Linked DNA regions of Homo sapiens: region 2 is linked to region 1. Evidence: read pairs that join two places in POLR2A ChIA-PET (ENCODE). Cell type or tissue: CD4-positive, alpha-beta T cell. All regions are shown on one strand. Each heading gives the region's core, and the rest is flanking DNA. Links, peaks and the distances in the headings are about the cores only. Region 1 overlaps LOC105374981 (a long non-coding RNA gene). Region 2 overlaps RIPOR2 (RHO family interacting cell polarization regulator 2).

The links. Peaks named below come from ENCODE experiments on the same cell type or tissue, not always from the same donor. Only the 100,000 strongest peaks of a DNase experiment are listed, where the experiment ranks them.
Region 2: POLR2A ChIA-PET joins it to region 1 with 17 read pairs; 8 of 35 experiments call an interaction of 5 or more read pairs at or near these places.

The regions. Positions count from the first base shown.
Region 1 is chr6:24,942,258-24,958,256 of GRCh38, reverse strand. It overlaps LOC105374981 (a long non-coding RNA gene), which reads right to left. Exons shown (of 3, transcript XR_007059514.1): 3 at 7,766-9,160. It also overlaps a transcript of RIPOR2 not described here and the pseudogene MTCO2P33. Among named protein-coding and RNA genes, the nearest start is that of RIPOR2, 14 kb to the right of the region's middle. In CD4-positive, alpha-beta T cell, for the core only: no CTCF peak of the experiment used is centred there; DNase peaks (open chromatin) are centred at 6,336 and 9,036; H3K4me3 peaks cover 3,448 bases; H3K27ac peaks cover 6,243 bases.
Region 2 is chr6:24,891,945-24,907,943 of GRCh38, reverse strand. The region is part of intron 1 of RIPOR2 (RHO family interacting cell polarization regulator 2); the gene reads left to right. Among named protein-coding and RNA genes, the nearest start is that of RIPOR2, 36 kb to the left of the region's middle. In CD4-positive, alpha-beta T cell, for the core only: no CTCF peak of the experiment used is centred there; DNase peaks (open chromatin) are centred at 7,773, 8,093 and 8,393; H3K27ac peaks cover 3,358 bases.

The DNA of each region.
Region 1 (15,999 bases), core at 3,047-11,046:
TGTCAACATTATTTAGTAGATGCATTTGTACATATGACCATACTACACTATAATAACCATAGTTATTATTTAGTGTTCTATAGTGTTTCATTGCAAAACATAGCTTTTTAAAATTCATTCTCTGATTCTTAGGCATTCGGATATTTTTCCATTTTTGCCTAAATAACACATCTTTGTGTATATTTTTTGTTCTCTTAGATTATATCCTTAAGTTATTTTTCAAAAGACATTACTAGATCAAACTATTAAGAGTATGTTACTTGTCACCATCATACACTCAAGAAAGACTGATCCAGTTTACAATACCACCAACAGTGTTATCAGAAGGATTTGTAATTTTTTAAGTGTAATTGTTTATTTGTTTTTGCTTTTTTGTTTTTTGAGACGGAGTCTTCGCTCTGTCGCCCAGGCTGGAGTGCAGTGGCACGATCTCAGCTCACCGCAAGCTCTGCCTCCTAGGTTCACTCCATTTTCCTGCCTCAGCCTCCCAAGTAGCTGGGACTACAGGCGCCTGCCACCATGCCCAGCTAATTTTTTTGTATTTTTCAGTGGAGACGGGGTTTCATCATGTTAGCCAGGATGGTCTCGATCTCCTGACCTCGTGATCCACCTGCCTCGGCCTCCCATAGTGTTGGGATTACAGGCGTGAGCCACTGCACCCGACCCTCCTTCTCATTCTTTAGGAATCATTTGGCCATCACTCCCTCCAAAAGTCTTTCCTGACTCCCATGGCTCTATCAAATGCCCTTACTAAGAGCCCACAGAACCCTATATTTCCCCTATGATAATGACACTCATTGCATAACATTGGAATTGCCAGTTAACTTTTCCCAGCCACCCATTTACCAGCTATGTAACTTTGGACAAGTTACTTAACCTCTTGATGCTTTATTGCCTCATATGAAAAGTGGGGATATAAATAGTACCTATATCATAGTCTTGCTATGAGGATTAAATAAGATAATATTTGTAAATCACCAAGAACAGTGACTGGCACATTGTAAGTACAACTTAAGTGTTTCTTAAAAAGAGTCGTTACACGTCTTTAGACAGTGAGTCCCAAGAGAGATTTTTAAAAATCTTCCTGTTGCATCCTTTATAAATGCTACTTAATGAATAATACATCAATCAATTAATTAAGCAAATGTACCAATAATTCAAAGCTACCTCATATTTTCAAGATCCAGGAGAAATGGTGGATAATAGATGAAATAAGTTTTCAGAGAAGTCAAGAGAAGACAGAGGCAGAAACAAAGATAACAGTTTAAGTTGGTGGAGAAACGATAGGTTGTTCAATAAATAAAACTTGGATCATTTGTTAACCATTTGGAAAAAACCTGAAGTGAGAATCCACCCACAGCAAAAACAAAAGTAATTCTACGTGCAACTGGTAATCGAAAGAGAAAATCTTAAAAGAACTACAAGAAAACAAAACAATGTTTATCTGATTCTGAGCTAGAGTAGATATTTGCAAGCAAGGCACAGAGAGCAAGATTTATTGATGTGGAAAGACGTTCCCTATAAATTGAGAGCTGTACAGATGAGTTATTAAAACTCCAGCCTCTGCGGCAGACTGCCTAGGTCCATAGCCCACCTCTACCGCTTAAAAACTTCAAACAGATTACTTAAATTCCTTAGGCCTCAGTTTCCTCATCTAGAAAGTGGGGATTATCATAATAATTACAACTACCTAGCGTGTCATGAGGATTAAATGAAATATTTGCATATCACAAATGATATAGAATGATATCTGACTGAACTTATTTTTATTAAATTTATATAAAAATTATGTCAGCTCATCATATCTCAGAGGTAAGATGATAAGTATTTAAGTTTTTCTCCCTTTTAACAAAAGTCTAATGGTTTCACAATAAGCATACACTGCTTTTAAAATAAGGAAAAAGTTATTTTTAACCTAAAAAATCATCTTAAAATCTCAGTGTAGAATATTTGTAGTCATGCAAAAATATTTATGATCTATTGTAAGAGGGAAAAAGAGATTTATGAGATAGCATGTGCGGAATAATTTCAATTGTGTAAAAATACTTATTTAATGTGCAGAGACACACAATCATGTGTGGAAAAAACAAAGAATCTACAATGCCAGCAGTAATTGTCTCTTAATGTTTGAGTTACATGTGATTTTTATTTTCTTCTTTGTGTCTTTCATATTTCCTAACATTTTCAATATGGATATGATTAATTACAAAACCAGAGAAAAGTTGTAATTTTTTTTTTTTTTTTTTTGAGACAGAGTCTCACTCTGTCGCCCAGGCTGGAGTGCGGTTGCTGCAATCTTGGCTCACTGCAACCTCCGCCTCCCAGGTTCAAGCAATTCTCCTGCCTCAGCCTCCCAAGTAGCTGGGATTACAGGCACCTGCCACCACACCTGGCTAATATTTTTTTGTATTTTTAGTAGAGACAGGGTTTCATCATGTTGGCCAGGCTGGTTTCGAACTCCTGACCTCAAGTGATCTACCCACCTCAGCCTCTCAAAGTGCTGGGATTACAGCCGTGAGCCACTGCACCAGGCTTGTAATTTTTTTTTTTTTTTTTTTGAAGGAGCAGCATGGACCTTAGACGGAGTAAGAGATAGGTTTTCAACTATAACAGAGGGGAAGAAAAGAAACTGCAGATTTAAAAGCGGAAGAGAAGAAAGTAAGAGAGTCATGCTTGATGGTCTATATTTTCTCTGAAATAGGAGGTGAGATAGGGAGAATGGTTTAAGCTTTGAAATAGTGGGGGGAGGAATGAAAAAGGGCTAACTAGAGATCTTTTTTAAAAATTGTGAGCAGGGGTGAGGGGCCTACTGTGTTTTAAAACTAACTTAATATTGTGTGAGCTGTGAGCCTTCTGTCCCCCAGGGCTCAGATGCCCCGGTCTAGGATATGGAGACAGATTAATCCAAGGCTGATGAGAGGTTACAAAGAAAATATGCCACGCATAGCGGAAGATCTGGAAGGTTCTAAGCCAAAATATTAACAGTGCTTATTTCTGGCTCTTGGGACTATGGTTGGATTTTAAACTTCCTTTTTAAATCTTACTTGCTTTATTTACAATGGACAGGTATTATAAATTGATAAATTTTTTGACAAAAAATTAAAATGCAAACAATACAAGCAAACATATAGAAGTAAACTCTCCTCCCAAAATATCTAATCCAGAGATAACATCCTTGTTCACATTTTGGCCAACATCCTTTCCTCTAAGCACATCTACACATACTCAGTATATATGTCATTACCTGTTCTACAAATCAGGATATATAAACGGCCACAACTCTTAATTCTTTTACTATTTGTTCATGTCCATATATACCACATTAGGAAGAATGCCCTAAGTGCTGCACAGCCACCAAAATGTCTAAGAATCTCAAAGACTTTCTCATTCTAGAAGGCATACATTTTATTATCAATGCTAGGACTCTTGGGAATGAGAATACGTTATTAATCCAACGTGTGCTGTTTATTTCTTTGCCATGAGAAGCCACTATTAAAGACGGGGCCTAAGGCTGAGTGCAGTGGTTCACACCTGTCATCTCAGCATTTTGGGAGGCTGAGGCAGAAGGATCACTTGAGCTCAGGAGTTCGAGACCAGCCTGAGCAATATAGTGAGATATTGTCTCTACAAAAAATTTGCCAGGCATGGTGACACATGCCTGTAGTCCCAGCTACCTGGGAGGCTGAGACAGGAGAAACGCTTAAGCCTGGGAGGTTAAGGCTGCACTGAGCCATGATAACACCACTGCATTCCAAGCTGGGCAACAGAGTGAGACCCTGTCTCAAAAAAAAAAAAAAAAAGGAGAGAGAGACTGGGCCTGCACAGTTCACCAGGTGTGATTCCTGTGTTGCAGCGGCAGTCACTGGTCACCAATCCTCACCTGCCCTGCTGTGTTTCTCAGCTTGGGCTTCAAAGTTGGAGTTCTCCCTTCTAAAGTCAACATTCTGCCAAGGATCATAATTGTGCCAGGGTGTTTGTATCTGAAGACACTGACTAGCGATAAGAGAAAATATTCAGGAATAGGGAGGTCCACTTGCTAAATGCAAACCAGCCTGCCTCTGAGCATCCTCAGGTGCTTCTGTTGAGTCCAAGTTACCAACCCGCCCTCCAGGTAATTTTATTTAGGGCTCTGTATTAGTATGCTTGGGCTGCCATAACAAAATAGCCCTGGTGGCTTCAACAACAGAAATGTATTTCATCACAATTCTTGGGGCTAGAAGTCCAAGATCATCAATGTTCCAGCTGTAAGAAGAAAGCATATCCTTCTTTCCCATCACTAGGTTCATGACTGAGGCTCCAATAACAAAGGACCGATTAACAAGAGAAAAGCAGACAAATTTAATGAACGTAAGTTTTACATGACAGGGGAGCCTTTAGAAATGAAGACTCAAAGAAACAGAGAAGCTTGTGTATTTTTATGCTTAGGTTTGATGACGAGGAGACAGTCATGCAGATGTATGATTGGACAAAGGGATCATCTAATGTTCATAAACTGGGGGAATGTTTTGAAGACTGTTCAGATTCTTCTTTGTGTCTTTGTGTCTTCAGAAATAAGGGTCTACCATTCCTCCAGGTATAGGGAAGGTACTTCTCAAATGAAAGCCTTGTGACCCGCTTCAGCAGAGAAGGATGAGGGAAAGGTGAGAGCGACCTTCTTGCTTCTGCTGTTTTCTCAAATGCCAAGGTACCACACTTTGAAGTAGCATGGCCTGAACCCCATCTCAGCTGATTCGCTTTCTGGTGAGAGCTCTCTTCCTGGCTTGCAGGAAGCTGCCTTCTCATTATGTCCTCACATGGTCTTTCTGTGGGGCACACACCTGGAGAGAGAGAGGGCTCTCCAGTGTCTCTTCTATAAGGACACTAATCTTATCAGATCAGGGCCCCACACTTATGATTTCATTTAACCTTAATTTTTTTTGGGGGGGGGCAGAGTTTTGCTCTTGTTGCCCAGGCTGCAATTCAATGGCACAATATCGGCTCACCGCAACCTCTGCCTCCCGGGTTCAAGAGAGTCTCCTGTCTCAGCCTCCCAAGTAGCTGGGATTACAGGCATGCACCACCATGCCTGGCTAATTTTGTATTTTTAGTAGAGACGGGGTTTCTCCATGTTGGTCAGGCTGGTCTTGAACTCCTGACCTCAGGTGATCCGCCCGCTTTGACCTCCCAAAGTGCTGGGATTACAGGCATGAGCCACCACACCCAGCCATAACCTTCATTATTAATACTTCCTTACTCCAAATACAGCCACACTGGGGATTAGGACTTCTATATATGAAATTCGGGGAGACACATACATTCAGTGCATAACAGGTTCTCACTGTGCTTCCCACTAATTCTATGCCCAGCACTTTCCCCTACTGCGTTATCACATTAACTATATGGCTACTCCTTATTTACATGTGTATGTTATTCTTTCTAGATTTAAAAAAGACTTTTGTAAAGCAAACAGCATACATTGTTTCTTTCTGTCTAGTGGTGTGCTGGAGTCAGCACATACCTGCTTATGAGAGCCAGTTGTTAGTTTCAGAAATGTTGTGAGCTGTTTGTTAAAACAGCCATGATTTAAAATTAAATTATATAAGTGTGCAATTAAATAAATTACATTTAAAACAATGCTAATAAATACTCAATACTCATCAGCTCCTCATTACTACCTTTTATTATTATCTGTGCACTGGAGGTTATTTACATCGATTGTATCTGGTTGGTGGAAATGGTGTGCTACTGTGCATCTCTTCCCAACTTTGCTTCAATGATGTTGCATTAGTAGCTTGAAATTAGTCATGGTGGGAGTATTAGCACTATGAAAATCCATAAGCACTGCAAATCAGCTCCCTTACCTCAGAGCTAGTTATTTAGTTTTTACCAGCATACTACTCGCAGTCTATATCCCCAGCAGCCAACATGACAGGATCCCCAGTAAATGCTGTCTGACTGGCTGGATGAATGGATGGATGATAGGAAAGAATAATAGAGAGAGAGCAGTAGAGATTAGGTGACAGGAATAACAGCTGGCAGAGGATGTTGGCTAGGTGGGGCATTTACTATTCTGCGCTTTACCTTGCAGCCTACCCAGCCAACAACCTCAGTTGTTCTATTTCCTTCTTTGTGGGTTTCTCATGTTGTGTTCTTACACATTGTGCAAAAGAGTGCAATATAGTACAGAAAAAATGTGGTCATCCTATGTTGCTCCATCGCATTTCAAAAGAGGTATAAATTTTACATTCTGGTTCATTCCACTGGAGACAGTGGTGTGGCAATGTCCACTGCAGAATACAGGAAGCCCCACATTTACAATTCACTACATATTTACGACTACTGTGGATCCAGCGGAAGGTAAGCAGGGTGGGGTCCTGTTGTGGCAAGGTAGTCTTTACCACAAGTTCCGTTCTCATATGCCCTCATCCCAGTGTGTAGAAAGAAAGGAGAACTAAATATTGCTGCCAAAGCTGATTATTCTGTGAATTAGGGACCAGTGAAAAAATCCTACCCAGAAAATGCCAGAAGCAAGGTCTGGATTTCTTTTTCTCACCAAACCTTTAAAAACTCCGCCCCACCAACCATGACATTTCCTTTGTACCAGTTTTTAATGTTCCTATGAAGTGCCTTACACAGTTTTCTTTTAGCGCATGTAAACAGGAGAGAAACTGGGAAAAACAACTAGAGTAGCAGAAGCGTGAGGCAAAGGAACTGGAAAGAAAGTGATGGAGAAACATTTATTGTTATAAGCACAGTTGCTTCGGAATTCTCTTTAAGCTGCTTTTGAAGGGATCCTTTTACGGAAGTCTTATCTTTGTCAACAAAATTTGAAGACCCCCTATTCCATTAGTTGGCAGACAACACCATGCAAAGACAGCGATTCGACTGCAAAACTCATGAATGAGCTGATTAATTTACGTGAGAAAATGTCTATTTGCCCCTCTCTTACAAAAAACCTGGGGGCTGCAGCACTTAGAAGACAACACAAGTTCTCCTGAGCATAAAAACCATAATCAGGCTCTGTGTAATGGTAGTTCCTCTGCCTAATATTGGGAGGTAGAGCAAAGGTCACTGTAGGGCAGAGTGTTCCGATCACCCTGACACCTGTGACCTGGTGACCACCCACTACTCTCTCAGGTGTCATTCTACCACTTCCATGTTGATATGAACTTCTAAAGTCTCTGATCGCTCTTGCCTAGAGAACTTCTGGAAATCAATGAAGTCATTGATTTTTAAAATGTCTGGAACATTGATTTCTATCAGGCCTCACGCAAAGATCTTGGCTGACCTTTGTCTTCTAGGATGTCGCAGTCTAGCAGGGCATGCTGCCTTCAAAACTGACACACAAGACCTAGATCCTGTGGCTGCAAGTCTAATGCCTGGACTGTGTTCTATGGTACTGCAGAGGTCAGCAGAGAAAATAAAAGATTTGAGAAATCAGCACTAAAGCAGCAAACCCTATGCACCCAACCCCATCCACCTCGCCTGTTAGATAGCTGCACTTTAGGCTTGTTTAAATGAATATATTTTCTTTTTGTTCAGATGGAACAGTTCAGTCATCCCTGTAAGAACTTTCTGGCATAGGTTTCCACAGGTTTGACTCACTGGCTCTTCAAAAGTGTTTTGGCTTGCTCCGGTGACCCTGCCATGTTTCATGTCCCCTACTGCCCATTCACTTAGATTCCTTGTCCTTAATCTCTGCATCAGTAAAGTGAGGACAGACACACTGAGCTCCCTTTTACTTCGTAAGGAAAACAGAAGGATAAGCCACACATACTCCCAAGTATCTTAGGGAAAATGTGCCTTTATTGTCATTAATATTGTCATCATAAAGTAAACCATGAGATTACAGGATTGTGCAAGAGTGAATGCAGAGCCCAAATTTTTCCAAGGGTGAATAAAGGATGGTTGAATAGGAGGGAGGGAGGGAGGAAGAAAAGAGAAAGAATCTTGCATTTAAGACAAGCATTGCCAACTTTCTGCCTTCACAGAGTGATCTGGCCCAAGCAAGTACTTGACAGGATTATTATTATCAGATAATACCTATAATCAGCAATACCATATTACTTTTGCATAAAGTTTTTACTAGAAACCATCCAATGAAACACTACTAGGTGCTCTTCCAGGAACATTTGATACTCAGCACCTTGGTTCATAGCAGCACCGGGCATTTATACTACCCTGTAAATAGCAACAACTGAACTACATGGATGCAACAGGCAGCTGGTTGCATTTGCAACGTTTTTGACACTAGGTCATCTCTAGGATGAGCAGTGAATATAGTGAGAGAGTGGAGCCACCCCTTCCCCGCTCTGCTTCCTCCACCTCACTCACTCACAATACTTAACAACTCTCCTATTTGGTACTTTGTTAAAACTTTGGATGAAATTTCATAAGAAAATAATTCACCCAGAATTCTAACATTTCTCCAGGGGCTGCCCCTTCCAGGTGGTGGGCTATAGCACCCAGGGGCTTTCCCTGAGGGACAAGGAGCTAGGCCCTGGTGAACTCTTGCTAACCAGCTTCAGATCTCTGAGGGGCCACTTCTTCACCTCAGGGTGGCTAGTGAGCCCTGCGCCCCATTGCCACCATGGGTTTCCATGATATTAGAAGATGGGAATATAATATTTATACTGTTTTTGGCATTTGCCAAGTCCCCACTGGAAAAAGCAAGCTGGCATACCTTTATTTACTCCTGCCCATTTTCTCCAAGGTTGCTTAGAGTCCCCAGAAAGCTGGCCCAACCTACCTATTTCACGAAACCTGACCCTAAAGATGTCCTGAAAAGCCCTGAGACCCTTCACGTGCAGAGGCTGAGAGGGCAATCTAATGACTCTACTGCTGAATTTGCAAGGATACGGGTTTATAACCGTTGGTAAGGTGAGAAGTCTCTAAAATCTGCTGTAAAAACACCTTTTAAAGGCTTCAACCTCGTGATACTTTCATGAGGTTTGAGTTCTGGGTTTTGCTTCTTGTTTTTTGGAGAGCTGGCGGCTTTCTGCTCCCCTCCCTCTTGAAACTATGGTGTTTCTATCTTCTTGCTTTCTCCTCCTCTGGCCCCCAGCATTTTCCTTGGTCTACACCCTTGTTTGTAAGTCTTGGTTCACTGCCTTCAGCGCTGTTTGTGGTCTCAGAGAGGATGGGTGGCGCTTTTCAAATTGTTGTCACACCAGATATGGTTCTAAGAAAAGGAAAAAAAAAGATACTATTTGAAGAGTTAAGGAGGAGAGAGTGACATGGATGTACAGAGATGAAATGAGCCCTGGATTGTTTTTGACACCTAAGAGAAGTCAGGGAACAGGGACAAGAGGGAGAGGGTTGGAGAGAGGAGGAAAAGGGGCCAGAACCAGTGCCTCAGAAGCTTGACCCATTGGTCGTTACAAAGTTTCCCTGTGGTCAACCTGAACTGACATTTAAAAGGCAAAAAAATGTTTGAAATAGGAGAGTGGCTGGGCGTGGTGCCTCACGCCTGTAATCCCAGCACTTTGGGAGGCCAAGGTGAGCGGATCACCTGAGGTCGGGAGTTTGAGACCAGCCTGACCAACATGGAGAAACCCCATCTCTACTAAAAATACAAAATTAGCTGGATGTGGTGGCTCATGCCTGTAATCCCAGCTACTCGGAAGGCTGAGGCAAGAGAATCTCTTGAATCCGGGAGGCAGAGGTTGCGGTGAACCGAGATTGTGCCATTGCACTCCAGCCTGGGCAACAAGAGCGAAACTCCATCTCAAAAAAAAAAAAAAAGAAAGAAAGAAAGAAATAGCAGAGTGATTAATAACTAACAACTCCCATGAGCAATCATCTGAGACAGACACAGAGCAGTGAAGGAGAGGAATCTGGGCTCATCATCCTAATGCTCAGAGGTTCTCTTCATAGTCAGGTATTCTGGGGATTGCATCTGTTTTGAGGCCCAATGAGGGGATAGTTAGTTCATGAGTGCAGGACATCTTCGGATGAGATTAATATACGGATGGGGATCTCTACTGGGAGAATTGTTTGGTTATCAACATCCAGGAATCGAAGTTTTCCTGGCTTTAAGTCTGCTGTTGGGACTATATAAGAATCGAAGACTAATTCTTCATAGCCTGTATATTCATAGCTTCAATATCATTGGTGGCCAATTGCTTTGACAGTGATAGAAGGGTTGTTAACCTCATCTGTTATGTACAGAACACGTAAGGATAGGAGGGCAATTAAAATTAAGATAATGGCAGGTAAAATAGTTGAGACAGTCTCGATTTTTTAGGCATCTATGATGCTAGTATGAGTTAATTTTTTGGTGAGTATTAGGAAAATAATGTATAGGACCAGGGAACTAATTAGGAAAATAATTATAAGAGCGTGGTCATGGAAAGTGAGCTCTATAATAGGGGATATAGCGTTTGAAGGCCAAATTGAACTAGACGAGCTATTAAAACATGCGAGAGTTAACTTATACATTAAAAGTTGAGGCAATATCTCATTTTTTTTCTTTTTTCTTTCTTTCCTTCCCTTCCTTCACTGCTCCTTCCTTCCCCTTCCCCTACTCTTTTCCTTCCCCTCCCCTTCCCCCTACTTTTTCCTTCTCCTCCCCATCCTTTATTTGAAAGAGAAGAAAAGGTAGAGCCCCTTTTTGAAGAAGATCAAGGCTGCTAATTAAACTGTAAGGAATCAGAGGAGAATTGCACCATCTTCTTTCTCCACCAGTCCCAGGTCAGGAAAACATGAGACTTTATTCCCTCCTGAGCAGGACCGTTCCATAATTCGGTCCACAGGACACGTTTTCTTTTCTTTTATTCTGGGGTTTTGTTTTCACTGTTTCATTCTTTATCGTAATTTATTAATACATTTCAGACATTAAAGTAGGAAGGTACATTCAGGGTTGAGCCTTCTAGTACACAAAAGAGGAATGGTGATTTCTTACTCGATAATTCTTCATTTCCTCCATCCAAATTGACCCAAATGCATGTAGTTCTTCCTGGATGCCTGACAGAGCAGAGTTAGAGTGCATCTAAGGTGAGCCCAAAACCCGAGACGGAGAGTTGAGGTGTGTTTCAGCCTTATCTGGGCCCACGTCTGTCCTGTAGCATTGATAGGCACCCAGAGCCGAATTTGCGGGAGGGAAGGCTGAAGTTTTAAATCAAGGAGTGTCTCTGGATATCCTCCCACGGAATCTTTAAAAAAACAGACACAATCTGGAAGTATTTTCCTTCCAAAAGAAGAATATTCTGCTCCTCCTTCACGTTTTCTCTTTCTTCCTCCTTTTTTCTTTCTTCTTTCTTTCTGTCACATAGTCTTCAAAATATCTCTTTCTCCAAATTGTTTTTCTGTCTCTGTATAGTCAGAGGTCACTGAAACACATATACTGAAAAGAAGCCACGCCAGGAAGAATTTTCAAAAACACTTGGCCAAAATCAACTTAACAAGTCCTGAATTCTAAATCCTTGTTTTATTCCTTCTTTGAGGACAAGAAATTTGGAGGCCAAAAAGAAATACGTCAGGAGAGACTGGGTCACAGCCCACAAAGCTAGTATGTGCAAAGGGATGGCACTGCGAAGCCTACCTCCTGCAGGGTCCAGACCCCTTGGGCCCCTATTTCTTTTGGCTCCCCCAGGAACCCCCTGATCCCAGTCCCTGCCCTACAGGTCCTGCTGTAGTCCTACTCTGCTCAATGTGAGATCTGCACCAGTAGTCTTTAACCATCTTATTTTATTTATTTATTTTTTGAGACGGAGTCTTGCTTTGTTGCCCAGGTTGGAGTGCAGTGGTGCGATCTTAGCTCACTGCAAACTCCACCTCCCAGGTTCAAGCGACTCTCCTGACTCAGCCTCCTGAGTAGCTGGGATTACAGGATACAAGGTTTCCAATGCGTGAAGGTATGTAATTTTTCAGAATCTACTTTGGGCTTTAAAAATGAGACGGTTGGCAGGGTGCGATGGCTCACACCTGTAATCCCAGCACTTTGAGAGGCCGAGGCAGGTGGATGGCCTGAGGTCAAGAGTTTGAGACCAGCCTGGCCAACATGGTGAAACCTCATCTCTACTAAAAATATAAAAATTAGCTGGGCATGGTGGTGTAATCCCAGCTATTTGGGAGGCTGAAACAAGAGAATTGCTTGAACCCAGGAGGTGGAGGTTGCAGTGAGCTGAGATCATGCTACTGCACTCCAGCCTGGGCAACAGAGTAAGACTCTGTCTCAAAAAAAAAAATTAATTAAAAATAAATAAATAAGTAAATAATTATCATCTTCCAGCATGAAATCAAAATTTTATTAGAAATGTATCTCTTAATGAGATGAGTGAGGTTGACTTTCTTTCAGTGAGTTCATTTATCCATGGATGAATATTACTTTTGCTACAGTGAGACAGGAATTTGTAAAAATATTCATATTTTATTTATATAGGTGTAAGCACTAAGAAGCCAAGTTCACATAAGAAAATAAACGAGAATAAAAGAAATTTTTTATAGAGGTATCACTGAATTATTTGTGCTAAATTGATATTTTTCTAGTTTATAATTTGAATTTTTCTATTGGTTCTTTTACTACACTTTTTATTTATTTTCTTAGTGATCGCCTTGGGGATTACAATTAACATCTTAATTTATAGCAATCTAGTTTAGATTAATACCACTTTAATTTCAAGAGAATATAAAAACTTTTATCCTCTATCACTCTACTCATTCCCCTCTTCTTTGTGCTGTTATTGTCATACAAATTACACCTTTATATATTATATGCCCGTCAACACAGATGTATAATTATTGTTTTACGCAATTGTCTTTTAAATCAGATGAGGGAAAAGAGTTACAAACAAGAAATACATTTGTACTGTCTTTTATGTTTACTTATGAAGTTACTTCTACCAGTGCTCTCTATTTTTTCTTATGGCTTTGAGTTACTGTCCAGTGTCTTTTATGTCAACCTAAAGGACTGTCTTTAGCATTTCTTACAAGGCAAATCTACTAGTAATACACTTCCTCAGCTTTTGTATATCTGGAAATATATTTATTTCTCCTTCATTCTCAAAGGATAGTTTTGCTGGATATACAATTCTTAGTTGACAGTTTTTTTGTTTTTATTTTTTACTTTCAGGACTTTATATATGCTGTCCCCTTTCTTCTGCCTTCTATGGTTTATTTCTTTTTTTTAATTGATATATGGTAATTGTACATATTTTGGGGGTACATGTGATATTTTGATACATGTATGGAATATATACAAATCAGAGTAATTGGGGTATCCATCACTTCAAACATATATCTTTTCTTTGTGGCGGGAACATTACAATTCTTCTTTTCAGCTATTTTGAAATATATAATAAATTACTGTCAACTATAATTTCCCTACTGTACTGTCAAACACTAGAACATATTTCTTCTATATAACTATTTTTGTGCCCATTAACCAACTTTTTTTCATCCCTTTGCCCTTTATTGCTTCTAATGAGAAATTGCTTTTTAGTATTATTGAAGATCCATTGTATATGGCAAGTCACTTTTGTTTGGGTGAGATGCTCTTTGTTTTTGACTTTCTACTGTTTGATTATGATGTGTCTAGTTGTGGATTTCTTTGAGTTTATCCTACTTGAAATTCATTGAGCTTCTTAGATTTATAGATTAATCTTGTTCATCAAATCTGGGAAGTTTGCAGCCAACATCTTCTGGGCTTCATTAGGGACTTCCTATTGATTGTTTATTTTTCCTGTGTATAGACCATACTTTCTTGCTTCTTTGCATGTTTCATAATTTTTTGCTGAAAACGGGATGTTTAAAATTATATGGAAACTCTGGAAATCAGATTCTCCCTACTCCCCCAAGGTTTTTGTTGCTGTTCTTGTTGTTTTTTTAGTGACTTTTCTGAGATAGTTCTGTAAAGTCTATATTGTTTGTCATGTGTGGCCACTGAAATCTCTGCTTGATTAGCTTAGTGGTACACTAATGACTGAACAGAAATTTCTTTAGATGCCTGGGACCAATAAATCTTGCAGTCTTTGCCAAGGGGTTCTATATGCACACTAGGACACACTTTCAATGCTCAGTTAAGCACTTTACAACTCTGCCTTAGCCTTTACTTTCTGCTTCTGGAGAGCCTTAAGGTTAGCCAGTGGTCAGACCTTAGGGCCTTCTCAAGTATTTTCTGAGCATATACACAGCTGTGGGCATGCACGTAGCCCTATATAGGCTTCACCTTCTAGATTCCCAGGAATATGTGGGAGCTTTTCAAAGTCTCCTATGGGCATCTCATTCCCAAGCTTTTTCTTTTAAGCTTTTTGTTAAGCCTATTGTTTGCCCCTAACTCTAATCCACTGACTTAGGCGGCTGCAGTATTGACTAATTGCCTGTGATTCTTTTCAACAAACACCCCCAAGGAAAAGACTGTTCACACTTGGCAACTCTAAATCAGATTAAATAAAAAGGCTTGTGAGTGAAGTCTTCCAGAGAACCACCAGACAGGTCAAATAGTGACAGTTTTGGGGGAATGGGACTTTGGGGGGAATGGGACTTTGAAGAAGCTTTATCTCCATTCTGCAACCATTCCAATAGCTGCCAGGCTGTTGATTTTCACTGTGATTGCAGGCTGCTGATTTTCAAGGCTACCACAGAGATAAGGTGAAGTGTGTGGAAGCTGGTAAATTAAAATGCCATAAAACTCATTGTTCTATTGAAATTCAGCCATTTTTCTTGAATAAATGCTCCTGGATTGCTGTAAGCCTTTGGTTAATTTCCAGCCTTCTGCAAAAGTCGATACTGGCCATTTTCCCAGTTTCTTATTGCTTTTATGGAAGAAAGGCTTTATTATTATTATTATTATACTTTAAGTTTTAGGGTACATGTGCACAACATGCAGGTTAGTCACATACGTATGCATGTGCCATGTTGGTGTGCTGCACCCAATAACTCGTCATTTAACATTAGGTGTATCTCCTAATGCTATCCCTCCCTGCTCCCCCTACCCCACAACAGGCCCCAGTGTGTGATGTTCCCCTTCCTGTGTCCAAGTGTTCTCATTGTTCAGTTCCCACCTATGAGTGAGAACATGCAGTATTTGATTTTTTGTCCTTGCGATAATTTACTGAGAATGATGGTTTCCAGCTTCATCCATGTCCCTACAAAGGACATGAACTCATCATTTTCTATGGCTGCATAGTATTCTATGGTGTATATGTGCCACATTTTCTTAATCCAATCTATCATTGTGGGACATTTGGCTTGGTTCCAGGTCTTTGGTACTGTGAATAGTGCTGCAGTAAACATATGTGTGCATGTGTCTTTATAGCAGCATGATTTATATCATTCAGGACATAGGCATGGGCAAGGACTTCATGTCTAAAACACCAAAAGCAATGGCAACAAAAGCCAAATTTGACAAATGGGATCTAATTAAACTAAAGAGCTTCTGCACAGCAAAAGAAACTACCATCAGAGTGAACAGGCAACCTACAGAATGGGAGAAAATGTTTGCAACCTACTCATCTGACAGAAGGCTAATATCCAGAATCTACAATGAACTCAAACAAATTTACAAGAAAAAAACAAACAACCCCATCAAAAAGTGGGCAAAGGATATGAACAGACACTTCTCAAAAGAAGACATTTATATAGCCAAAAGACATATGAAAAAATGCTCATCATCACTGGCCATCAGAGAAATGCAAATCAAAACCACAATGAGATACCATCTCACACCAGTCAGAATGGCAATCATTAAAAAGTCAGGAAACAACAGGTGCTGGAGAGGATGTGGAGAAATAGGAGCACTTTTACACTGTTGGTGGGACTATAAACTAGTTCAACCATTGTGGAAGTCAGTGTGGCGATTCCTCAGGGATCTAGAACTAGAAATACAATTTGACCCAGCAATTGCATTACTGGGTATATACCCAAAGAAAGGCTTTTTAAAGGTCTTTATGTCAGCGTTTTCTCTAATATCCAATCTCTTTTAATTTTTTGTCAATCGTATGTCAAATATCATGTAATAAATTATTATTTAAAAATACATTTCTTGATCCCATAGTATCAACTCGGTAAGATCTTCCTTCA
Region 2 (15,999 bases), core at 4,295-12,294, 52 kb after region 1:
ACTCATAATTGGCTCCCCAAAGGCAAACCTAGGTGTAGAATGGTCTCATAAAGCAGTTGTCATGTAAACACCCTGCAATGTGATTATTATAAAGATCTGTTCAGAAAAGGAGAATGATCATGAGCATATGCCTTTTCATCTGGAAGGAGCCCTTCTTTTGGCTTCATTTCTTCATTTCATTTACTTATAGGCAGTTTCTTGAAACAACATTTTCCCCCTGAAAACAAGAACCTCACTGTTATGCATATGGAAACCTTCAAGTTGATTCAACTGAACAAAATCACTCAATGCATCATGTATCTCCAGTGAATTAAGCATGAAACCCTCACATGTCCTCTTCCCTCTTCTGTGTCTCCTCTCTGCAGCCACCAACTTCTTCTCTGGGTTCATGGTCCAGGTTTTTGTCTTGTTTTGTTTTGTTTTTTGGTCACAGTAAACTCATCTCACTTAGGTTGGAAACATTCCCTAAAAATAATACATGTTTTCCTGAGTGCGGCAGGCTATCTACAAAAAAGATCATTTACACATGGCCCTGTGCTGGATTTAATTCCCTCTAAGGAAACCGGGAACACTATGAAGAAAAGAAGCTGCTCCAATTTATTTTATTGTGCATTGTTTACATGACACCGATGAGTACTGTGTGGAGGAGATGAATGTTTTCACAAGTTCATTACATTAATTAAATAGGAAATTAGATTTTTTTCAACAGTGAAAGCAAATGAGGTGCAATATTTCTATGTTGTGTTCCATTAGATCAAAATGAGTTCTCTACCAGACCAAGGAGAGAGGAGTCTCAGAGGAAGTTATTTTGTACACCATTTAGCATTCTAAAACTGATTCACAATCATTTTTAATTCTGAGGTGGATTTTAAGTTCAACTCTGTAATGTTATATAATTTGGGAGAATCCCACTTTTGTTTCAACTTAAGCATGTGTTTACTGGGCAATTATTCTAAGGTCTGGTCAAAGTTAGACATCGCATTCAATATAAAAATATAACATATTGGCTGGGCACGGTGGCTCATGCCTGTAATCCTAGCACTTTAGAAGGCTAAGGTGGGAAGATCGCTTGAACCCAGGAGTTTGAGACCAGCCTGGGCAACATGGTGAAACCCCATCTCTATGAAAAAAAAAGAAAAATTAGCCAGACATGGTGGTGCATGCTTGTAGTCTCAGCTACTCTGGAAGCTGAGGTGGGAGGATCGCTTGAGCCTGGAAGGTCAAGGCTGCAGTGAGCAGAGATAATGCCACTGTACTCCAGCCTAGGTGACAGAGTGAGACCCTTAAGAAAAAGAAAAAGTGTAAGATATTGATTATACCTTCTAGGGAGCACAGTCTGGTGGAGAAGTAGGAGGAGCACAATTGAGTTGGATAGGTGACTGGATGTCCTGGTTTGCCCCATAGACACCTGTTGTTGCAGCATAATTATTAATAGCACCACCTTTCACTCAGAGGTGTTGCAATCACACAGTCACCCTAAAGAAAAGGACTATGAGAGGTCAAAGGAAGAAGGCTGTGATTGGAGTAGTCAATGAAGATTTCATTCATGTGCCTATTCTAAGATTACAGGTAAATGGAAAGGAAAAGGGACTATTTACCAGACAAAAAGACTAGGAAGACTGTGAGCTCCCTGAAGGCACAGAGGGTCTGTTTTGCTTGTTCCTATATCCTTGGGACTTGCATGCTGCCTACCCAATGGTAGGTATCAACTATTAACTAACTGCCTGTGAACCTAGATTTAAGATCTAGACTGAAGGTAGGAAAGTTAGGGACAGTCAAAAGGCATGTCTTGCAAGGAAGGTCAGATAAGAACAATTGTGAAACAAGGCTACTATTAATGATGATGATACTAGAACAAGGTTGGCCAATGACCATACCGAAAACCAACCTTATGTACTGAAAAACAACAGTGTCTTTTAATTCTTTCTTGTATTTGCCTCTTCACTTTTGGGTTTAATGCTATTGGCCTTTACCTCTACCCCTGGAAGTGATCTCTTCCTTCTCAAACAAATTGTTTTGGATGTTAAATGAAGAAACAATGACTCCATTCTCTTCAAGCTTGTCTCCTTCTGACCTTGGCTTCCAGGAGAGCTCTTGGAAGGAAGGCAAGGGCAGGAAAGTGGGGAGAGTACCTGAGAAATACAAAAGCAAGGCAGAGAAACGCTAAAAGCACACGTGATTTTCCTCCTCCTACTAGGAGAAATAAATTCAAAGTGACAGTTTCCTGGAGCTCCTGGAGCTAGTGCAACTCCCAAGAGGTCAATTCCAGTATGACGCTTGATTTATCTACTTTTTGCTACATATGAAGTCCTGGAATGACTTGGCTTTGGCCTTAGCTGTGACAGTCTACCTTCCAATTAATGTATACTCACACTAGGTGCCCTGCTGATATGCAGAGGTTCAAGGTTAACCTATCCTACATGAAGATTCCAAGATAACTACCAGCTGTAACCCTTGAATTGCAGTGCCGTATTTTTAGTTTATAAAGTTATTGGCAGCATTTTAGCCAATTTGATCTGTATCCTCCCAAGTTCTCATCTAATTTAGAGTTGTCTCGGTGATGCGTCATCCTCAGAAATAAGTGGAGCTTAGAAAAAAAGAGAGATGAAGCTGAGGTGATGGACACCCACAGGTGATCCAACATTTCATCAGGGCTCAGTTGCAGAGAATAGAATCTACTCAGCAGAAAAGATATAAAATAAAAAGGGTTACAGGATTGTTGGGTCAGGAAGGCCAACCAAATGCTCTCTAAGTTGAAGGATAAGGAAACACACTCTAGGTTGAGCTTTTTGGAACACCTAAGAAAAGTACATTGTAAAACAGGGCTACTGGAGCCACTGCCTAACCTATACTCAAGAAGCTATACACTGGCCGGGCGCGGTGGCTTACACCTGTAATCCCAACACTTGGGGAGGCTGAGGCGGGTGGATCATTGGAGGTCAGGGGTTTGAGACCAGCCTGGCCAACATGGTGAAGATTCATCTCTACTAAAAATACAAAAATTAGCTGGGCACGGTGGTATACGCCTGTAATCCCAGCTACTCAGGAGGCTGAAGTAGGAGAATCATTTGAACCTGGGAGGCGGAGGTTGCAGTAAGCAGGGATCACACCACTGCACTCCAGCCTGGGCAACAAAGCGAGACTCCGTCTCCAAAAATAAAAGAAGCTGTGCACTGATTTGAGAAGCTACTGGCTCCAGAATGAGACTACCACTAGCATGGTCAGGAAAAAGCCAGCCAGGAAGCCACTACAGAAAAAGCAGATATTCCATGAAGGTGGCTGCCAGCAGTGACAATAAAAGAAGCAGAAGTCTGCTATGGTAGGCAAAATAATGCACATCCACCACCCCAAAGATGTCCATGTCCTAATGCCAGGAACCTGTGACTATGTCGCCCTACATGGCAAAAGGGACTTTGCAGATGTGATTAAGTCAAGGACTTGACAGTATCCTGGATTACCCAGTTGGGCCCAATCTAATTCTATTTGTCCTTAAAAGCAGAGAACCTTCCCCTGCTATGTCAGAGGGAATGTGACTATGGAAGAAAGATAGAAAGATCAGGGAGATGGAACATAGCTGACTTTGAAGATGGAGGAAGGACCCACAAGGGAAGGAATGCAGGTGACCTCTAGAAGCTAGAAAGGGCAAGGAAACAGATTTTCTCCTCGAGCCGCCGGAAGGTAACACAGCCCTGCCAACACCTTGATTTTAGTCCAGTGAGACCCATTTTAGACTTCTGTCCTCCAGAACTGTAAATATATGTCATTTTCACTTTAAGCCAGTAAAATTGTGGCAATTTGTTACAACAGCCATCTGAAACTCATACACACAGCCTTGCCCCCGCTTCTACCTTCAATCTTGTGCAAGTGCATTTGACGGAGACCCCAACTCACACATGGAATCCTAGCTGCAGGGGATTCTGGGCAGTGCAGTTTTCAGCTTCCCAGCTCCAGTAAGGAAGGCAGCAAGAAGGGGTTGGGACGATGCTGAGTGCCGATCACTCTATCTGACGCAGCTGCCACTGAAAGTCATGAGGAAATCGGGGAGCTGCTGGTCTATGTGCATGGCACGATCCTTCTCTGAGGGACAGTAGCATGTGGCAGAACACAAGTGGATGCCTGAGATTTTTAGGAAGTTTAACGAGTGTTAAGTCATTAAGATACAAAGGGGAGGTAGGGGAGAGGCATCAGAATAGTTGCCTGTTTTACCACATTAGAAGTTACTCTCTGGAGGATACCCCCATTTATCTTGATGTAATTATTATTTATTGTGTGCCTGTATCAAAATGTCTCATGTAACCCCTAAATATACACACCTACTGTGTACCCATAAAAACTAAAAAATAAATAAGTTAAAAAAAAACAAAAAAGAAGTTGCTATCTGGAGATTAAGGAGAGATTTTATGTAAGTATCCATTTCAGGGATAAATATTGAATTTCTAAAATTTAACCTTTAACTACTTACAGTCCATCCATATGGCAGATTGGCAGATTATATTTTCCAAAGATGCCCTCAGTAATAACTCCCACCCCGCATGATCTTTCAATAAAGTGACTCTGATACTCTGATACATGGAGAGATGGGGGTTTATGTTCTCTCCCCTCAAAACTGTGGCTTTCTCAATCAATAGAGAATGTGATTTCTAAGGCTAGATCATAAAAGATCATTCAACTTCTACCTTATTGGCTGGAATACTAACTCTTGAAGCTATCAGCCACCATGCAAGCAGTCTGACTATCCTGAGACTACCATGCTAGGAGGAAGCCCAAGCTACCTGATCACATAGAGAGACCTGAGATGATAAGAAAGAGAAAGATGCCTGGCCAGCCCCCAGCTCCTCCAAACCCTGCTGTTCCATGTCCAGCCACCATCTGACTGAGGAGAGACCCTGAGCCAGAACTGTCTGGCAGAGGCCTTCCCAATTCCTGACTCACTGCTGTTGTTTCAGGCCACTACATTTTGGAATGATTTGTCACACAGCAATAAATAACTAGATTGGTTTATACGGTCAGACACAGAAAAAGGTCAAATATGACCACAGTGTTGTGTTATTCCTATCAAATTTCTTCCCTGTGAGGTAAATAACATGATAGTAGCAGTCACAGAACAGCCAAATCTAAAGCTCACCTTCTCCTCCTGCAGAACATTGGTCTAAGAAACCCATTCTTAAATTGTATATTAGAAGCAAACTGTTGCACATTTTGGTTTGTTTGCCGGGGGAGGATTTGGGAAAGTGGAGTTGGTACCATTGAGAAGGAGTTTAGTTTCAAACTGGCTAATCTAGCATGTGAACAAACAGGAATCCAAATAACTTGTTTTCAAAGCAGAGCTGTCTCAATGTAGCAAGTATAGGTAGTGCAAACCTTACTTCAGGAAGTGTCCTCAAATTGGGGTCCCACTTAGGAGATGGAGAAAAAGAGAAGGAAAAGTGCCAGTCGCGGTGGCTTGCGCGTGTAATCCCTACACTTTGGGAGGCTGAGGCGAGTGGATCGCCTGAGGTCAGGAGTTCGAGACCAGCCTGGACAACATGGTAAAACTCCAGCTTTACTAAAAATACAAACAAATTAGCCGGGCATGGTGGCGGGTGCCTGTAATCCCAGCTACTCAGGAGGCTAAGGCAGGAGAATCACTTGAACCCAGGAGGCGGAGGTTGCAGTGAGCCAAGATCGCGCCACTGTACTCCAGCCTGGGCAACAAGGTTGAAACTCTGTCTCAAAAAAAAAAAAAGAAAAAGAAAGAAAGAAAAAGAAAAAGTAATTGGATTGACTACTATGCTCTGACACCTGCAGTACATTCTGCCACAACTGGCGATCCCTTACTTCCTCCAGCCAGTTGACTGCTGGTCTTTCCTTTTCTACCGCTTCTCTTCTGCACAGGCCTCCTTCTTTGATACCTAAAGTCTGCTGTTCCTCAAGTTTAAGTTCAAGGTCCAGTTGAGAATAGTCATCACGATACTTTAGTCCCAGTGATAGTGCCTTATATCTCTGTGGATTTTTGCAGTTTTGAACAACTTTTACAACCATGGTCTCATTTAAACCACAGAACAACCCTGTGATGTAATATCAATGTCTCTAATTTCACAAATTAGGAAACCAAACGAATGGATTAGCTGGTTAGCACTGAGATGTTCTGACTCCTCACTGGGCGCTCTCCACCCCGGGAGGTCCACTTAGCCAGCCTGGAGGCAGCAAAAACTGTGTTTCTCTGGAGGGAGGAGAGGTGATTTGTTCTTCCTGCCCTCCCCCTTCAATCACCAAACTATGGCCTATTTGAGGTATGACCGTTTTCTCTTACAACACGACTAATGTCCTCAGTTGGACACTTGGTTTTGCAAATGGAAACCTGCCCCTGTAATGACATAAAGGTCAGGAATTGCTCCCTTTTCAGGCTCCCATGACATTCCAAAAAAAGTTTGCCCTTTGAATTTTGTCATAATGGTCTTTGGCCTAAAATAGGATAGAAATGGCACGTGGTGTTTCTTTTTTAAGGGTCATTTTTTCTTTCCAGATCCTCAATGTGTATTTCTTCACATTAGGATGTTTTCCAGATGTAGTTTTTGTTTTGGTTTGGTTTTGTTCTTTGGTTGTCACAAAATGGCTCTTTCCCTCACTGATGGAAGAAAATAACCAAAGCAGGAAGGGACTAAGGGGCTGCATTAACTCAAGATGTTTTCATAAATGTGAATATACAGTAATCAGGCTAAAGGTACTGAAAAAAGCCCTATTGAAAGGATGCATAGTTTTTCGTGTAGGGGACTAGTTTCACTCCTTTATAATCCAGCTGGGGGAGTATAAGCCTGGCCAAGCCTGGCACATAAGATTCTGCATATGGTAAAAATGACCTTCCCTCTATCATCTCCCTTTAGGTGAATCATAGATCTTGAGTGTAGGTACACAGGCAAGGCCTTCCTGGGCACAAGAGGAGTTTGAAGCCATCGAAATTTTCAAAAAATAAATACGAAGTCTAAGGCAGGTGTGGTGGTCTGTGCCTGTAGTCCCAGCTACTCCAGAGGCTGAGGTGGGAAGATCATTTGAGCCCAGGAGTTCAAGTCCAGCTTTGACAACCCCGTCTCTTAAAACAACAACTACCACAACAAAAAGCAAGACAAAACAACAACAACAACACATAAATGCAAATTCTGAATCACAGATATGTGTACACATATTTCATATTGCATATTGACAGAAAACTACAGAGTCTCACTCTGTCACCCAGACTGGAGTGCGGCGGCCAGATCACAGCTCAGTGCAGCCTCGATCTCCTGGGCTCAGACGATCCTCCCATTTCAGCCTCCTGAGTAGCTGGGACCACAGGCTCATGCCACCACACCCAGCTAATTTTTGTATTTTTTGTAGAGATGGGGTTTCACCATGTTGGCCAGGCTGGTCTCGAACTCCTGGGCTCAAGCATCTCCCTGCATCGGTCTCCCAAAGTGCTGGGATTACAGGTGGGAGCCACCACGCCTGGCCAAGCTTCTCATACAATGAAACATCCAATCTAAATAAACATGTTTTATATTATTATAAAAGTAATAGCTATCACTAAATAGCATTTCTAATGTGCCAGGCACATGTACTAATTCATTGAGTGCTCACAACACCCTGAGGTAATTACTCCATTTTATAGATGAGAGAATGGAGGCTCTGAAAAATTACTAAGAGGCAGAGCTTGGTTTTAAACCTAGGCCGTCTGGCATCAGAGTCTGGGCTGTGCTGCGGCTGTGGATGTAAATACACAGACTCCAAATTCAGAGCCACAGTTCCCACAGCAACTGCCAGTTTGTAGCATGTTCAAAAAGCCCGAGTTCTCCCACATAACTTAGCTGAGTTGTGGCTGCCAGATCTTTTGGCTTAGCAACTCGAAACAGAGACTGTCCACGTAGGCTGAGGTTCTCAGTTGATACCAAGGCGTTGATGAGACTCTTCAGGCTTCTATTATAATCAAGAAGAAGATTTTTCACATCCTCCATCTGAAAGGTTCATTATTCCAGCTGGGTAAGCTGTGTGTCTGCAAAGATGCCCTATCATCAGGAAATGAAATGGGCACTTTTTCTCCAAGTAAGCAATGCATGCTGATAAATAACGCCATATCAGTGGCGTGCCTTCTCCTTCCTCTTGCAAACGATTGACGCCTCAGAGATCTGAACAACCCCACAAAAGGGGAGGAAAATGGAGAAAAAACAAACTTGAGAGAAAAAAGGAATCATTCCTTTTCTTTTGTGAGGACTTTTGTCTGATCCGTGCCCACATGTAAAGTATCCCTTGATCAATTTTGTCTTAATTACTGAATGTAGGAAAACAAGCTCATTGTTAATTCATGCAGTTTTAATTTATGCATAGGAGAATTATGCAGGATAATTACCTGCAGTTGAAGGAAAATGAATAGCGTCAGATGTGGTTAATTCACGCATGGTTTACCCTTCTATCTCTCTATCAGAAAAGATTTAAAGTGGTAACCAATCTGAATGATATGCAAAATTGCATTGGTTTGCTAAGTAGAAGTATTTTTTTTATTTGCATCACAAATAGAGTTCTCAGATTTGGACTGACTAGATTTGAATATAATTTCCAGAACAATAGCTGTGATTCACTGACTTAACTCATATGTTATCTCTTCCAGAAGTGCCCATTTTTCAAATCAGTGCAAAAGAAGCTATCTTCATGGGCCCCATGTTAGCCTGAGTATAGTTTCCTTTATGAGGATAATTCAATGAGAATGATAATTATTTCCTATATCAAGATTTGTGGGAGATTTACGGTAATGATCACACTACTTGTTCCCACATTGTCCCTGAACCTTCATGATCCAGTGGCTTCCAAAAACTGAAACAAACAGCTGGAACAAATTATGGGGCAATGAATGGACATCAGTGGAAATTTCCTTGTGACTTTTGTCAAGCAATAGATAGCTGCTAAGGCCTCTTTGAACTCACACCTAGTAATTGAGAGAAGGCTAAGAGGTGGTTCAAGTTTACTGAAAAAAAAAAAAAAAAAAACTACTCCCTGATGTTGAGTTGAGACAGGTTACAATAATGAACAATTTTGAAAGGAGAATACCAGTATCAAAAGGAGGAGCCAGAGAAAGTAAATATGTTTTTGTTATGACGGAGCAGTAAATTTTACTCTGAGCTTCCTTGTAACCAGGCAGAAAGGGGAACAAAGGAAGTTATCACCTAAGTTCCTGCTAGCAGAAAGATGGGCATACAAAATACAGCAGTTCCTTAAAGGACACATTCCCTTAGTGATGAATTGTAAAAGTAATGTCTTATATGGGAACGTATACACGGGAGGTTAAATTGAGCTAGTTCATTGCAGTGAAGTTCAAGAGGCAACACCTTGCATATTGATCTTCATTCTTATTTTCTTATCCCTCCATCAAGCTCTCTAAAGATCCAAAAAAGGACAACCAAAGGAAATTTCACAAAGAGAAAAAGGAAGATCTCTATTTGGCTCTCAATTGCCCTTTTTTGAGAAAAAGTGATACAACTTATCTAAGGCAACTTTACTTGCCATAATCAGATTTTGTCTGCAGAAAATATTAGCAGGGTGAGTTGAAGATGACTTACCTCCTTGCCCCACACCCCCTCACAGAGGACCCCAGCTTAGACAATGGAGTTACAACTTCATAATAATCATATTACTGTGCCAGAACTTATCGCTTCAGATTATAGGTTCTAGTAAGACCAACTTAAGTAGGAAAACACAGCAAAGTATAAAAACACAAAGCTTTGTTTAGGTAAGGCCATTTGTCTTTTTACCTTTGACCTTAGTGATGATGATGATAATAATAGGATAATAGGTGTCATTTAACTGAGTGCATATTTTGTGCCTAGCATTACACTTTGGCTTGATGTTTCCTTCCTTCCTTGCTTCCTTCCTTCCTTCCTTCTTTCCTTCCTTCCTTCCTTCCTTCTTTCTTTCTTTCTTCAGGGTCTGGCTCTGTCACCCAGGCTGGAGTGCAATGGCTCAATCTCTGCTCTCTGCAACCTCCGCCTCCCGGGTTCAAGCAATTCTCCTGCCTCAGCCAGGCATGGTGGTGCGTGCCTGTAGTCCCAGCTACTTGGGAGGCTGTGAATCCCTTGAGCCTTGGAGGTGGAGGTTGCAGTGAGCCGAGATCCCGCTGCTGCACTCCAGCCTGGGCAATAGAACCAGACATCATCTCAAAAAATAAATAAACAAGTAAATAAAAATAAAAACACTAACTGTGACCATCTTTAAGATTCTCTGTAACTTAAGGCCCTCTGGTAATGAGAGGTATGATGGCATGAAATTGCCTCGGAGCCAACTCTCAGGAAATATGTAATACATACACATGTAAAGTTTAGACGAACTTTCATTTACTAAGACAAATGCCCTTATTAAACAATTTTCCTTGACTCTGGAAGTGCTAACAGAAACATAACTGGTAAATTTGATACTTGCCATTTCCTGCTGCGAATATTAATTGTGGCACACAGTGTAATCCGGAATCCAAATCTGGAGGATGGCGGAGGGGGAGGGGTGCTATGACTGGCTGTGTGCAGCCACCTGTCCACGCTGTGGCCCCCTTCTCTCTTCACCCTGAATACCCCAGTCTGAACAGTTGGAGGGCATCTGCTCCTGGGGCTGGAACACCCGCACTGCTGACTCAAACAATAAACTCATCCTGCCAAATGATGTATTTTTGGTACAGAAAAAAATTCTGGCCCTCCTAGGAATCGAAATACACTCTTAAGTGAATGCCTGTCATTTGTGAAAGACATTGCCTAGTTCACATTCTGAACTCTGCTCATCCCATTTGATTAGACTCAACACCCACATTCATTGCTCCCTGTGTTTTCACTTCCAATGTATTGGGATGAGGTTTGAGAAATATACAGTGTGAATGGCGTTCTTCAAAAAGAAAATGTTCAGAGCGGCTGATTGTCTGGAGGGTTTCACTGAAAAGCTCACAATCATATCATAGAAAATTGCTCTTAAAAATCATTCCTTCTGGTGGTAAAATACCCTGGGATCCTGTGCCACATTTAATACCAACTTTATTTATTTATTTATCTATTTATTTTGAGATGGAGTCTTGCTCTGTCACCAGGCTAGAGTGCAGTGGTACAATCTCAGCTCACTGCAACCTCTGCCTCCCGGGTTCAAGTGATTCTTGTGCCTCAGCCTCCCGAGTAGCTGGGATTACAGGCACGTGCCACCACACCCAGCTAATTTTTGTGTTTTTAGTAGAGATGGGGTTTCACCATGTTTGCCAGGATGGTCTTGATCTCCTGACCTCGTGATTCACCTACCTTGGCCTCCCAAAGTGCTGGGATTACAGGCGTGAGCCACCGTGCCCAGCCTATTTTTTAATAGGAAGAGCCAACTATTTTTGACCTCCTGATATTATGTAGTCTCTATAACTGAATCTCATCTTATTAATTCAACTTTCAAGAGAGTTGAGAATGCACAGTAGTTAAAAATGACAGCCCAGGTACATGATAAAATTCATGAAATCAACCTCCTTTGAAGTTTTTTTTCCTCTAGGAGATGTACAGGAATTCTCAATCTAGACTTTAGTAAACTGGAATTGACTTGATAATATATCCTCATCGCTGTAACAAGAACAGCAATGAACCCTTTCGCTGTTTAAGCACTTTCCATTAATTGACCTATATAATTTTCATAGCGACCTATGAGTTTGGTTCTTTTATTATCCCTATTATACAATTAGTTCTGGAAAACTTAAGCAACCCGTGAAAGCCACACAGTATAAAGTGGTGCTGCCATGCCGCAAACCCAGGCAGGCTGGATTCTTTGGTCTCAGCACTGCTGAAGTAGAAGGCATTTGTTTTGTTAGTGAAACTATTGGAAAACACAGGAACAGATGACAACAAGTTCCAATCCTGACACGGGGCTCCTTTTAAGTCTTCACAACAGTGCAATGAAGAAGTTCTTTTTTATTTTTTTATTATTTATTTATTTATTTATTTTTGAGACGGAGTCTCGCTCTGTTCCCCAGGCTGGAGTGCAGTGGTGCGATCTCGGCTCACTACAAGCTCCGCCTCCCGGGTTCACGCCATTCTTCCGCCTCAGCCTCCCTAGTAGCTGGGACTACAGGTGCCCGCCACCACGCCCAGCTAATGTTTTGTATTTTTTAGTAGAGACAGGGTTTCACCGTGTTGGCCAGGATGGTCTTGATCTCCTGACCTCGTGATCCACCTGCCTTGGCCTCCCAAAGTGCTGGGATTACAAGCGTGAGCCACAGCGCCCGGCCGAAGAAGTTCTTTTAAATCCTAAGATTCCCAGAACCATTCCTTGTATGCAACTGAACGAGTGACACAATTTTATCCTGTTTTTCTGGTAAATATTTGTAATGCCTTTTTCAAATATTTTGTGCAGTGAAGTTGAAGCCAAGCGACTAAAGAACATGAATGACTCCTTTTTTTTCTTTACATGTTAAAAGGATGGGAGGCAAATGTGACATGATCACTGCATGCTGTGTGTATGGAGAAAAATTAAACCCTAGAAGATTTTTTTTTTTTTTAAAGTACGTATGCCCAGGCCCCACCCCAGACTAAGTCAGAATCTCTGGGAATGAGGCTTGGGCAATGACATTTTTAAAAAGCTCCCCAGGTGCCGGGTGCGGTGGCTCACGCCAATAATCCCAGCACTTTGGGAGGCCAAGGCGGGCGGATCATGAGGTCAGGAGTTCGAGACCAGCCTGACCAACATAGTGAAACCCCATCTCTACTAAATAAAAAAATTAGCCGGGCATGGTGGGGTGTGCCTGTAATCCCAGCTGCTTGGGAGGCTGAGGCAGGAGAATAGCTTGAACCTGGAAGGCGGAGGTTGCAGTGACCCGAGATGGTGCCACTGCACACCAGCCTAGGCGACAGAGTGAGACTCTGTCTCAAAAAACAAAACAAAACAAAAAAACTGCCCAGGTAATTCTAAGATACGGCCTGGTTTGAGAACCTCTAAATTAGTGCATTATATTAGGCTCTTTCTAGAAGTTATTGATAGTTATATCAATAGGAGGATGCAGAGGTTGGGACAAGGGTAAATATTTTAATGTAGCAGATGTCTTCAAATAAACCCATTAAATCCATCTCTAACAGTCGACATGACTGTGGATTTAACCCTAAGAGTATAGGTGTGGGATGTTACTCTCTGAATAGCAAAGATGACCCATTTATCCATTTATTCTTGTTGAAACTGAAATGCTGTTATTATTGTTATACTGTGTTGTTGACCCTCAATGAGCGCCTAGTGGTTGGGAATGGTTATGGGATATGAAAGTAAAACGCCTGGGGACGGGGAACAGGAGGTCGTAGTGAGACACCAGTTACTGTTCTTAAACCATGTGAGCACTGAATTGGATTTGTACTGATTGATGATGTTTGTGGGGCCACAAGGCATTCTGAGAACTGATGATCCTCCCCTCCCGGTTGACAGAAAATTAAGAAACGGAAAAGGAAATTGTTAATAGTAAGGGAATTCTGCACTCTTAGCTAAAGGAGAATGGAGATAAGTAGTAACAAGACCCCATCTGGGTGGTAGAAACCCTCATTCCAGTTCCAGTTCTGCTAACAATCTTGTTGGAACAGTTGCCTACAGGTCAGTCTCAGAATACAGATGAATTTCCCTTCTATACAACCTCTTCTTATTCCTGTAAAACAGGAATAATAATCACTGTCCTACCTAACTCACAGGTTGCTGTTAGCATGTAGAGTAGGTGCCAAAGCATTTGGAAAAGTGCAGTCTGCAAACATGAAATATTGTCCTGAATCACCTTCGTCAATCAAGGTGTTTCTTTGAAGTTCCAAGTAATATTTGAGATACAAACAGCTGTGTAGCCACCAGGAGATGAACCTTTCTTTCTGTTGACTTTGACCTCTAATGGGTCACCTGCTCCTCATAGCACCTGGACTACTAAATTCTTTGGTAGCTCGCTATGGTGGAGAAGTCCTCTGGCAGTTGGTTCGAACACCTAACTTCCCTACATGGAGATCATTTAATCTTTTCATTTTTGCGTGGCTGATGTGATCCAGTTCAATGCTTCCAGTTGGCTCAAATTGCGCATTTGTTTCTTTGGATCCTGACAGCCTAGGACCTCTCTGTTCTCTTGTTTATGGTGAAAGTCCCAGAATATTCCCACAAGCTTCTCCCTATAAACCAGATGATAGAGGCAAAATCTAAGGTTCCCTGACAACACGATTCTCTTCCCCTGTTGATCTGGGTCATATCCAAGAAGGATGCTCCCCAGTTTGGTTGGGGCTTCTGTATTTACACAGATGTTGGCCTGAGTGGAGTGGAAAATTAGGTAGATCTGGAATTTATTGAAGCCAGTTAATTTGAGCACCAGTGTGGTCAGATTATAACCTTCTTGTTTGCTTTGAAGTGGGATAGGGTAAATGCACCAGGCTAAAAGGCCAAACCAAATCATCTTCTAGAGAAAATAGACACATTCCCCTTCTCATGGCCTCATCTTTATCTGCACAGAGACCTGAGGAGGACAAGGGTTTTCATATATTGCCTACAGTCTATGTCCCCCATTCTTACATTCACTGTGTCCTAAAGTGCTCCATAAAGGGGGTAAAGGTTAAGAATTACTGTCTCTGAGACTGCCCTCACCTACTTTATGCTAGACGAGTGTCCTGATACCCTTAAGCTATTTGGGATTGTCTTTTTGTATCAGCAGTGGGCTGGTAGACACCCAGTAAATAAACTTTTCAAACATACACAGGAATAGAGTAAATGAGGTAACAAATTCCTGAATATCCATCACCCAGTTACAAAAATTGGCAAGATTATTCCATGCTTGATCGATCCCTTTGGTGATTGTTGCTGTTGAAGTATCTTAAAGCAAATTCAGACCTCTGGATTTCACTTGTACCTGCTTCCACTGCATCTCAAGAGTATGCACACTTTTGTTTTGTTTTGGTTTTTTTAGAGACAGGGTCTCACTCTGTTGCCCACGCTGGAGTCAGTGGCAAGATCATAACTCACTGTAGCCTCAAACTAAGTATGGACATTTCCTTGCATAACTCTAGGGCCATTTTACACCTGACAAAATTAGCAAATTATCATCTAATATCTAGTACATATTAAAACATCCCAAGTATCTTAAAATGACTTTTCAGTTGGTTTGCCATTATAGTCCAAACAGAATCCACACATTGCCTCTCTTGCTATGTCTCCTGCGTCTCTTCTTGTCCTTCTCCCACCATTTTTTCCCACGAATAAATTCATTAATCAGTAAGAAGTCTGAGGCCCTGTGAAAATCTTTCCAGAGAAGATCTGTTGCCTGCTTTATTTCTCCCAGGCTGTCCAAAGATTCAGCACCTCTTACTCCACTGTTTATAACTTCACCCAGGCTGATGAGATGAGGACACAAGAAAATGAATGAAAACTACTTTCTCCCCAGTGAACTAGAAAAAAAATGGAAAAGGCAAGGGCCAAAAGAAGCCAGGCAATAGAGTGAGATTTGAGTCCCAGAAAATAAAAAGTGGCCTTCAAACAGTTCTTGTGTGACCCAGAGGATAGAGTACGTCCTGGGTGTGAGCATACGGAATGATGCAGGAGAAACAAGGCTAAGGGGAGAGAATCACTTGAGCCCAGGAGTTCCAGGCTTTAGTGAGCTATGATTGCGCCATTATACTATCCAGCCTGGGCAACACAGTAAGACCTTGTCTCTTAAAAAAAAGAAAAAAATCTATCGGGTACAAACAAGATTTAAAACTGGTGAGTGTGAGGTGATGGAGGGTGCATTAGGGGAGACGGGAGTCTTGGGAAAAGTCTCCAACCCTCATTTTCTTGCTCTGTAAGAATGGATGTGGCTTACGCCTGTAATCCCAGCACTTTGTGAGGCTGAGGCAGGTGGATCACTTGAGGTCAGGAGTTCAAGACCAGCCTGGCCAACATAGTGAAACCCTGTCTCTACTAAAAATACAAAAATTAGCTGGGGGTGGCGGCACGCACCTATAGTCCCAGCTATTTGAGAGGCTGAGGCACGAGAATCACTTGAACCTGGGAGGT